2 separate regions of the Homo sapiens genome follow, and region 1 is linked to region 2. A link is a loop called in an ENCODE intact Hi-C map of the cell type or tissue named here. Cell type or tissue: PC-3. All regions are shown on one strand. Links, peaks and the distances in the headings refer to the core of each region. The heading gives the core; the rest is flanking DNA.

Region 1 (4,400 bases), core at 123-4,122, 86 kb before region 2:
ATAAATTCCTGCTTTTGTTCTTTCATTGCTTCATTCTTTCCTTACTTTGCTGTGTGTTTTGTCCAATTCTTTGTTCAAAACACCAAGAACCTGGACAACTTGCAGTCAGGACCCTTTATTGGTAACACTTTCCCCTCAAAATGTTGCAGATAGCTTCCTTCACTTCTAATGGTGCCGAGGAAGAAACATCCAAAGACGCCTGATGCTTTTGCCCTTTTGTAGCTAATCTGCCTGGATACTTTGAGAATAGTTTTATCCTTAAAACTCAAAATGTCCAGTAGGAAATAACTAGATGTCGGTCACTTTTGTTAATTTTGCCAGTTATACAGAAGGATGTCTCTGCTTGCACACCTGTATCCTTCGGTCAATCTTCTTTCAAAGCATCAGTTATTCTTCTTCTTATTTTTTTTTTTTTTTTGTCTGAGATGGAGTCTCGCTCTGTCGCCCAGACTGGAGTGCAGTGGCACGATCTCAGCTTACTGCAAACTCCGCCCCCTGGGTTCACGCCATTCTCCTGCCTCAGCCTCCCGAGTAGCTGGGAATACAGGCGCCCGCCACTATGCCCGGCTAATTTTCTGTATATTTAGTAGAGAGGGGGTTTCACCGTGTTAGCCAGGATGGTCTGGATCTCCTGACCTCGTGATCCACCCGCCTCGGCCTCCCAAAGTGCTGGGATTACAGGCGTGAGCCACCGCGCCCAGCCCAAAGCATCAATTACTCTTAAGTTAAATATCTGCCCTTGGTCTGCTAAACCTATCTTTTTATGCTTCACACACATTCTTCAGGCATAAGTTTCAGTTTGTTTATAAAATATTCAATCTGAAATTAAACAAAGGTGATCAGGAGAGACTCCCCTACTCCTTGTCGGCCTCCTTATGTGATAACAAGATGTCATTGAGATGGATCTGAATGTCCGATGAATGACCTGATTAAATGTCAGGCCAAAGGTGGAATGAGGATTCAAGTCACATTCCTTGCCTGGTTAGAATCTGACCCTCTCGCATTCTTCTCTTCCACTGTCATCTATACTTTATCTAAGGGCTGGACTCTGTTTTCAATCTTTGCCCAGTTGAGGACAAAGATCCCAATCTACTTCTTAGTCTAGTTCCCTCTAATTGCTCAGCTACTCCTTATATATGGCTGATTCTCCAGTTGAGCCATCCCCTCTGCAGACTTGGTTCAGAAGTGCTGCAGATTCTCCTGCTGTAAGTGCCCCAGCAGCCTCACTGTGCAGTGGGTGGGACCTACTCTATAGATGCTGCTGGGGAAGCTATAGCTGATTCTGCCCCGTAGAACTCCCTGCAGGAAAATACATATAATCAGAGCATGAGATGAAGAGCCTGGCAAACCACAGGGTATTTCACAGCTCTCTGCCAAGCCCTGCTTCAGGAAGAAAGACAGCTTGTTGCTTCAGCAGGAAACCTTACTCTAAGGAATTTCTCAGTAAACGCCTTACAGACTTCAAGTCTGATTAATAATTGGCTGCAATTTCTTTTTTTCTTTCAATCATTTTTGGGTGATTTTAACCTTAGTGGCCTTACACTTTTGCCTTTTCATTTTATATATTTTACTTTCATCTTAAACACACCTGGGAGCAAGCATAACTCAGCAGGCCTGGGCTGCTCAAATCCTGCATTTTTCTAAGAAAAGACTGGCCTGTGATAAACAACTCTCGTAAATAACCTGTGAGCCTTTGGAATACACCTGTTTTCATTCCATTCACCTGGGGCCTTGGGCCTCACTGTATTCAATTTGACCTCTGGGGTGGGGTATAGGGCTGGTGACTAAGTAGCTAAGGTCAATATATGACTCCATGCCTCGATGAGTCACCCCCAATAAAAACTAGACACCAAGTCTCAGGTGAGCTTTCCTTATGAGGAATAATAACTATTATTATGAATAAATATTCTTTTTATTTTCCTGATGTTATGTTTTTTCAAACAATCTTATTTTTAGTGAATTACTTTTAAACTTTGCTCTTATGAAAATTGTTTTTCTCCTCTTGTGTTCAGATGCTTCTGCTTTGAATATCATCTATTTAATCTATTCTCTTTTTTGCACCAGTTCCTAGTTTTAATCCTGCCGTACCTTGTATAACTAGTCTCTTGTGTTCTCTTGTTTGTTGATCCTTTTATTCCTTTTTGTTACTAACATCTATGATGGTTGGCAGAATATAAATGTAAAGAAGTGTGAAGAGTAGAGAATTTACAGAAATGTTGGAGAGACAAAGAGAAGGAAGGATGCTTGCTTATACCCCACTATCTCTGAGTGTAGATGTCTACACCAAATTTCACAGCCTATTTAAACACAGGTTATCAAAGAACCCCCATTTCAGGAGACAGAAGATGAGAGCATCATTAGCCTACTCCTGACTTCCTGCTCACAGTACGTTTGATCATGCAATCCAGACAGCATATTTGGTCACCTGGGAAAAAGATGCCTGCAATGCTTTTTCTAATAATTCATACTGTCTGGTGCTTGTCCAGTGGCTGGATTTCAGGCAAAAGATGACAAAACGCAATGCTACCAACCACAAGGGGCAACACAGGGTGGAGTTACATATACCAAGCCTGACCCTGCATGAGATTAACCTCCTGAGAGGCAGGCCTGAAGGATTATCCCAGAGCATATTCTGTGGCTAGGCACATGACATCGTACTCCAGCTCATTTTCAACATGTCATGGCAAGTTTCTTGCACTCTGGTAGGGTCAGAGGTGGATGCTCTGGGAGATGGCTCTGATGAGCTACCCTCTCTCCTCCTGCACCTGCAGAGTAATTGTGAACAGCAAGAGGGTTTATGTGCAGTTTGCAGCTCTTCAAGCCTTCAGGTCCTCTACCAGGCAACTGAGACCTGAGAAGAAAGGCAAATCACATGGTAAACAAACAAGCTGGCTCCCTATGTTAAGATAATAGGCCATGGCTCCCCTTTCCATCCCAAAGGGACACATCAGAAGCTGAACTCCCAAGACAGTTTGCCAGCCTGCCCAAGTGAAGAGTGTGCTTGACAGGCATACTATCAAATTTCATGTATCGGCACATTTGTCAAGACACTGTTGTAAGACCCCCTCCTCCCAAATATCACGCGTAGGCTTCTGTGAGGCTCTTACAGAGAGGGAAATCTCTTCTATTTAAGTTTATTTGCTCCACTACCAAATAGCCTGACAAGATTACATATCTGCTGTCACAAAATGAGATCCACAACTGCCCATTGCGGATTGGAAGCCACCAAGAGGTAAATCAATATTTAGGAACAATCTATCCTTGCCATAGTGTATGGCCATAATTCAGTCTATCTCTTCTGAGTTCTTTAAACACTATGTGCCCAAAGTGTTTCTTGCTCTTTCTGGGTCTCCTCTTGGACAAGAATCCAGCTGTGCTGCTCATTATCCCACTTTCACGTACTGCCGACTCTGGAGAAGACCCAGGAGTTGAACACCTTTTTGAGTCTACCCGGAGTATAATCTGAAGCTACCATGAATGTGTGTGTGCAAGGGGGGCCTGTATTTCTGGATACTTTCAGCTTGATTTCAATTTGCAGATTTAAGAGGCTCCCAAAACTCGTGTATGATATTGAAACAACTTTGAATATTGGACTACAGGCCCAGGTCCACCATTGATTAATAATCCTAAACAATAACTCTGCCCAACGCTTTTCCCCTGGGTATTTTTTAGTAACTCTCACTTAGGTTCCTTGGGTCTCTGTTTCATCATTCATGAACTGATTGTTGCTTTGAAGTTTAAATAATCCAATGTGGGTAAAAGCACTTTGCAACCTGTCAAGGGTTTCTGAAGCTTAAGTTGTTGTTTCTCATGCCCAATGGAACCTACCTCCACATTTGAGGATAAAAACACTAGACTCAGTTCATGCCATTAAATTTGGTGATGATTTCTTGGAAATGATAGTTGAAGCACAGGCAACATCAACAACAAAACAAAACAAATTGGACTATATCAAAAATTTTAAGTTCTATGCATCAACAGACACAATCGATAGTGAAAAGACAACCCACAAAATGGGAGAAAATATTTTCAAATCACGTATCTAATAATGGGTTAATATTCAGAATATTTAAACGCTTACTACCAAAAAACAAAACAACCTGACTTTAAAAATAGACAAAGAACCCATTTTTTTATGTACTTATTGGTTATTTGTATATCTTCTTTGTTCTCAAACGACCAATAAGCACACGAAAAGATGCTTAACATCACTAATCATCAGGGAAATGCAGATCAAAACTACAATGAGATACCATCTCACACCCAATAAGATGGTTACTATTGAAAAACAAAACAACAGAAAAGAAGTATTGGTGAGAATGTAGAGAAATGGAAACCCTTGTGCACTGTTAATGGGAATGTGAAATGATGCAGCCACTAAGGAAAACAGTACAGAGGCT
Region 2 (4,400 bases), core at 30-4,029:
CGTTTTGCCCTTTGGAGGTCACTGGAGATCAAGGGTGGCCACATAGCGAGACAATGCAGAGATATGATTTGAGGAGGAAAAGAAAGAGCAAAAAGGGAATTGGGGTGTTATGAGGAAGAAAAGACGGACTAGAAGTATAAGAATGAGGGATCTGTAGAGGTTGGAAAAAGGCCAGAGTGGTTTCATTTGTTCCATGTTTTAGTATTAAATCAAGAAGGCATAGCACTCTAACTCTAGTGATTTTGTTGCTAAGCTTTTTATTCAGAAGAATTCTGAAGGAAGAGATTACTAGGGCCTGAAAATATGACACCTCCTTCCACTCTAAGACAATTAAAACCAGCAGTGGAACTATTAACCATATTAACCAGAGAAATCCTGGATTTCAAACCTTTGGAGTAATGTAAGGTTTGTCATTCTTGGGACTCATTCCATAGCCTTTGCCAACATCTGTTGCCAGCATCTTAACTAACACTGAGTCACTAAACTATACCCAATTTCCAAACTGTATTAATTCCACAGTGTCCTGGTTTGGGGTGTGTTTGGGGATAGGGTATGTCAAAAGTGCAAAAAACAACAACAAAAAATATCTTGCACATTGTTACATTGTCTTAAAAAAAATGGCGTGTGATTTCAAAGCTGGAGAAACAGAGGAAAAGTAAAGGGCAAATTACCAGGAGGCAAGAGATGTTAATGAAGAGAAAAAGGTAGTGTTTAATAAATATCAAACTGCTTTGGAGGTAAAGTCTATTTTGATATTGGGCCAGACTCTTTTTTGGACTTGGGGTAGAATTCTATTTCTTATCCTACGTGAGTGCTGGGAGAATGTGAATTTCTGCTTGAGTTCTAGTAGTGCTAGGGCCTTTTTTCTTTTTCTCTTTCTTTTTTTTGGGGGGGATGGAGGGGACACCGAAAGGCTTTCATGGCAAATAATTCAAAAGGAAACTAATACTTATTTAGTAAATCAAGCAAAAACTAGACATTTTTACATATGTTAATCATTTTAGTGTCTGCAGCAACCCTCTGAAATAGGTGTTATCCACTTCTTTTTCAGATGAGAAAACTAAGAAAAACAAAATAACTTTTTCAATGTCACTGTCGGGAACACCTGACACCAAAACTAAGCAACAAGGTGCTCTCCTATTTTAGAAGTTTATTGGTTCTGGTGTCTGTCCAATGAAGTAACCCAGATTTAACAGAAACTTATATTGTTTTGCATCTCCTGAGCAGGCTAAATGTTAGGTAAATCTTGTCTGGAAATACAGAAAGTACCAAGTAGCCTGGAAGCTAATATTTGTGCAGATTATCCAGTTGGCTACGTCTCCACAGGCTGTTGATGGCTACACTTCAACAGTTTCTTCAAATTGTCATCAGCCCAGTAACTACCCTTGAGACTTGGTGTGGATCTTTCTTCCTGCTGGCAGAGAAATGGCATCGAGGACAGGTTGGCTCAAGTGAGCAAATATTTCCTGTCTGCAGTGGTGCCTCAGAGGCTAGCAGCTTGTATACACCCAGAAGGTTTTACCTAAACCCTCATTACGTAGGCATTAGGCATGATAGATAAAGAGGAACCAGGAGCAGATTCTGCCTCCGAATGAAATCCATGCAACCCTCAGAGACTCCCAAGAGACCTCACTTTACTCCTTTCATGTTAATATTGATATTATTTCATCTCCACAGTAAAAGACTACAGAGAAGAATTATGGAGTCTTCAGTCTAGTCCCCACTTCCCCCGCCCCCACTCTCCAGGAATCCCATATTTGTCATACTGAAATTAGTCATCTTCAAATTACAAAATCTGGCAAAAGGCATAATAACCTCACAGTGTTGGTGATATGCACACTCATATGAAACAGGAAGAGAAAAGCCTATAACTCATGACCCAGAAAGAAGGGTTTTGATAACTTTGGTTAGCTGGTGCTTCTGAGGGCAACTTCCTACTCTTTGTGGTATGGTTTCTTCTCTCTTATAATCTTTATTGTAAATGGCTTTTTATTTTGAGCTCAGGAGGATCTTTGGCTTCTAGTTAGAGCAAAGCTTAGAAAATAGAAAAGAAAGGGGCTCTAGCATAATTGAAAGATGTAGAATAAAAATTCAAAATTCTCAAATTTGGTGTGGGGTCTGGCTAATAAAAATCTGAGGCAAAAAGTTTTCTTTCTTTTTCTACCTTAGTTTTCTTTTCTTTTTCTTTCTTTTCTTTTCTTTTTTTTTTTTTTTGAGACGGAGTTTTGCTCTTGTTGCCCAGGCTGGAGTGCAATGGCACGGTCTCGGCTCACCGCAACCTCTGCTTCCCAGGTTCAAGCGTTTCGCCTGCCTCAGCCTTCCTGAGTAGCTGGGATTGCAGACATGTGCCGCCATGCCTGGCTAATTTTGTGTTTTTAGTAGAGACGGGTTTTCTCCATGTTGGTCAGGCTGGTCTCGAACTCCCAACCTCAGGCGATCCGCCCGCCTCGGCCTCTCAAAGTGCTGGGATTTACAGGCATGAGCCACCATGCCCGGCCTATTTGTCCTTCTTTTTAAAAAACTTCTATTATAAAGAAATTTAAGTATGCAAAAGTAGAGAAAATAGTTTAATGAATTCTGATATACCCATCAACCAGTTGAAACAATCAGTTCTTCATCAGTCTTACTTCATATATATGCCCACCCATTCCTTTCACCCCTGTAATTATGTTAAAACAATTTCAGATGTCATTTTATCTGTAACTATTTTAACACTGACCTCTAAAATAAATATATATTTATACATATAACTGTAATGCCATTGCCATAACAACAGCCTTAATATTAATTCCTTAATATTGTAAAATACCATTATCACACCTAAAAACTTAACAGAATTAATTAATATTATTAAATATCATTATCACACCTAAAATAAACAGTACTTACTTGATATTATTTAATATCCAGTCAGTGTTCAATAGTCTTGATTGTTTCATTTTTACAGTAGATTTAATGATCCAAATAAAGTTCATACACTGAAATTTATTATAAGTCTCTCAACTTTTTAATGCCATAGGGTCCCACTCATCTCTTTTTTCCCATTACAGTTATTCATTTGCCCGAGAGTTTAGTTCAGTTTGCTTATCTCTAAAATGGTACATAAAAGTCAACATTTTTGATAAATGGATGATTATGAAAGATCTGTATATTTCATTTGTTAAAAAAAAAAGGATTAGATCTCTTCTAACGCCATTAAGAAATATTCATTCCTCCAAAATCTAAAATAAATGAAAAATCTGTTTTTTTTTTAATGACCTGTGAAGTTTATTTTCCTTATCTGAGAACTTTAGATGTAGGCAGGTCCTTAGAAATAATGTAATTATGTGTTTAAAGTTTGAAAGCTAAAATCTGTGGTAAGAAGTCCGCTAGAGATCCACTAATGCATTATTGAGCCATAATTTGAAAAATACTGTTCTAATCAAATTGCCTTGTTATGTAGATGAGGAAACTGCATCAGAGAAGGATGTGACATGCTCAAGGTAACCCAGAGAATATATATAAGACAGGAGACTGGAACTTCTAACTTTTAGTTAATGCAGGGGCTAGGGATCAGATAGCCCAGATTCAAGTCCTGGTTCTGCATTCATGCGCTTAAGCAAATTATTTTTGTCTCTTTCTTGTGATCTACAAAATAAGGACAATAATATCATCTGCCTCAAAGTGTTAGGATGATTAAATGAAATGTGTAAACTCCTGAGCACAGTGCCTGGCATGTGTTAATTTTTATTAATTATTATTTATTTCATTGTAACAGATAGATACTAGTATATAATACTTTTCCAAAAAAAAAAAAAGAAAAAAAACTGAAAGAGTAACAAATCCCAACTATTTAAATTGCAACATCTTACTTGATTTTGCAATATCTCAGTTTTATCCCCAACCATTTTTTCTCTCCACACCCTAAAAGACAGGATACTTATACCTTGCTTTGAAAATTTTGTTACGTGCTCAGGATAATTGTTAAGATTTAAGAAAAAATATCATTAGGATTAAGAATAAGTGTTATTTCCCTCGTATGTTTTGAAAAATGGTAATATAATTGCTTCTATTTTTCTGATAGAAAAAAGCATTTAGGATTTATTTATTTATTTATTTATTTATTTATTTATTTATTTTTTGAGACAGGGTATCACTCCTTTGGCCCAGGCTGCTGGAGTGTGGTGGCGTGATCTCGACTCATCGCAGGCTCACCTAGGCTCAGGTGATCCTCCCACCTCAGCCTCCCAAGTAGCTGGGACCACAGGTGTGCATCACCATGCTGGGCTGACTTTTTTGTATTTTTCATACAGACTGGATTTTGCTATGTTGCCCTGGTCTGGAACTCCTAGGCTCAAGGGATCCTCCCGCCTCAGCCTTCCAAAGTGCTAAGATTATGGGCATAAGCCACTATACCCAGC

The links. Hi-C counts contacts between places; a loop is a spot of excess contacts. Peaks named below come from ENCODE experiments on the same cell type or tissue, not always from the same donor. Only the 100,000 strongest peaks of a DNase experiment are listed, where the experiment ranks them.
Region 1: it touches region 2 in a loop (8-fold over the local background); 4 of 110 quality-filtered maps call a loop at or near these places.

The regions. Positions count from the first base shown.
Region 1 is chr11:58,656,999-58,661,398 of GRCh38, reverse strand. No RefSeq gene overlaps it. Among named protein-coding and RNA genes, the nearest start is that of CNTF, 37 kb to the right of the region's middle. In PC-3, for the core only: no CTCF peak of the experiment used is centred there; a DNase peak (open chromatin) is centred at 1,778; H3K4me3 peaks cover 1,357 bases; H3K27ac peaks cover 2,482 bases.
Region 2 is chr11:58,571,061-58,575,460 of GRCh38, reverse strand. All of the region lies in intron 1 of LPXN (leupaxin), which reads left to right. Among named protein-coding and RNA genes, the nearest start is that of LPXN, 2.6 kb to the left of the region's middle. In PC-3, for the core only: no CTCF peak of the experiment used is centred there; DNase peaks (open chromatin) are centred at 440, 1,470 and 1,800; H3K4me3 peaks cover 2,485 bases; H3K27ac peaks cover 2,666 bases.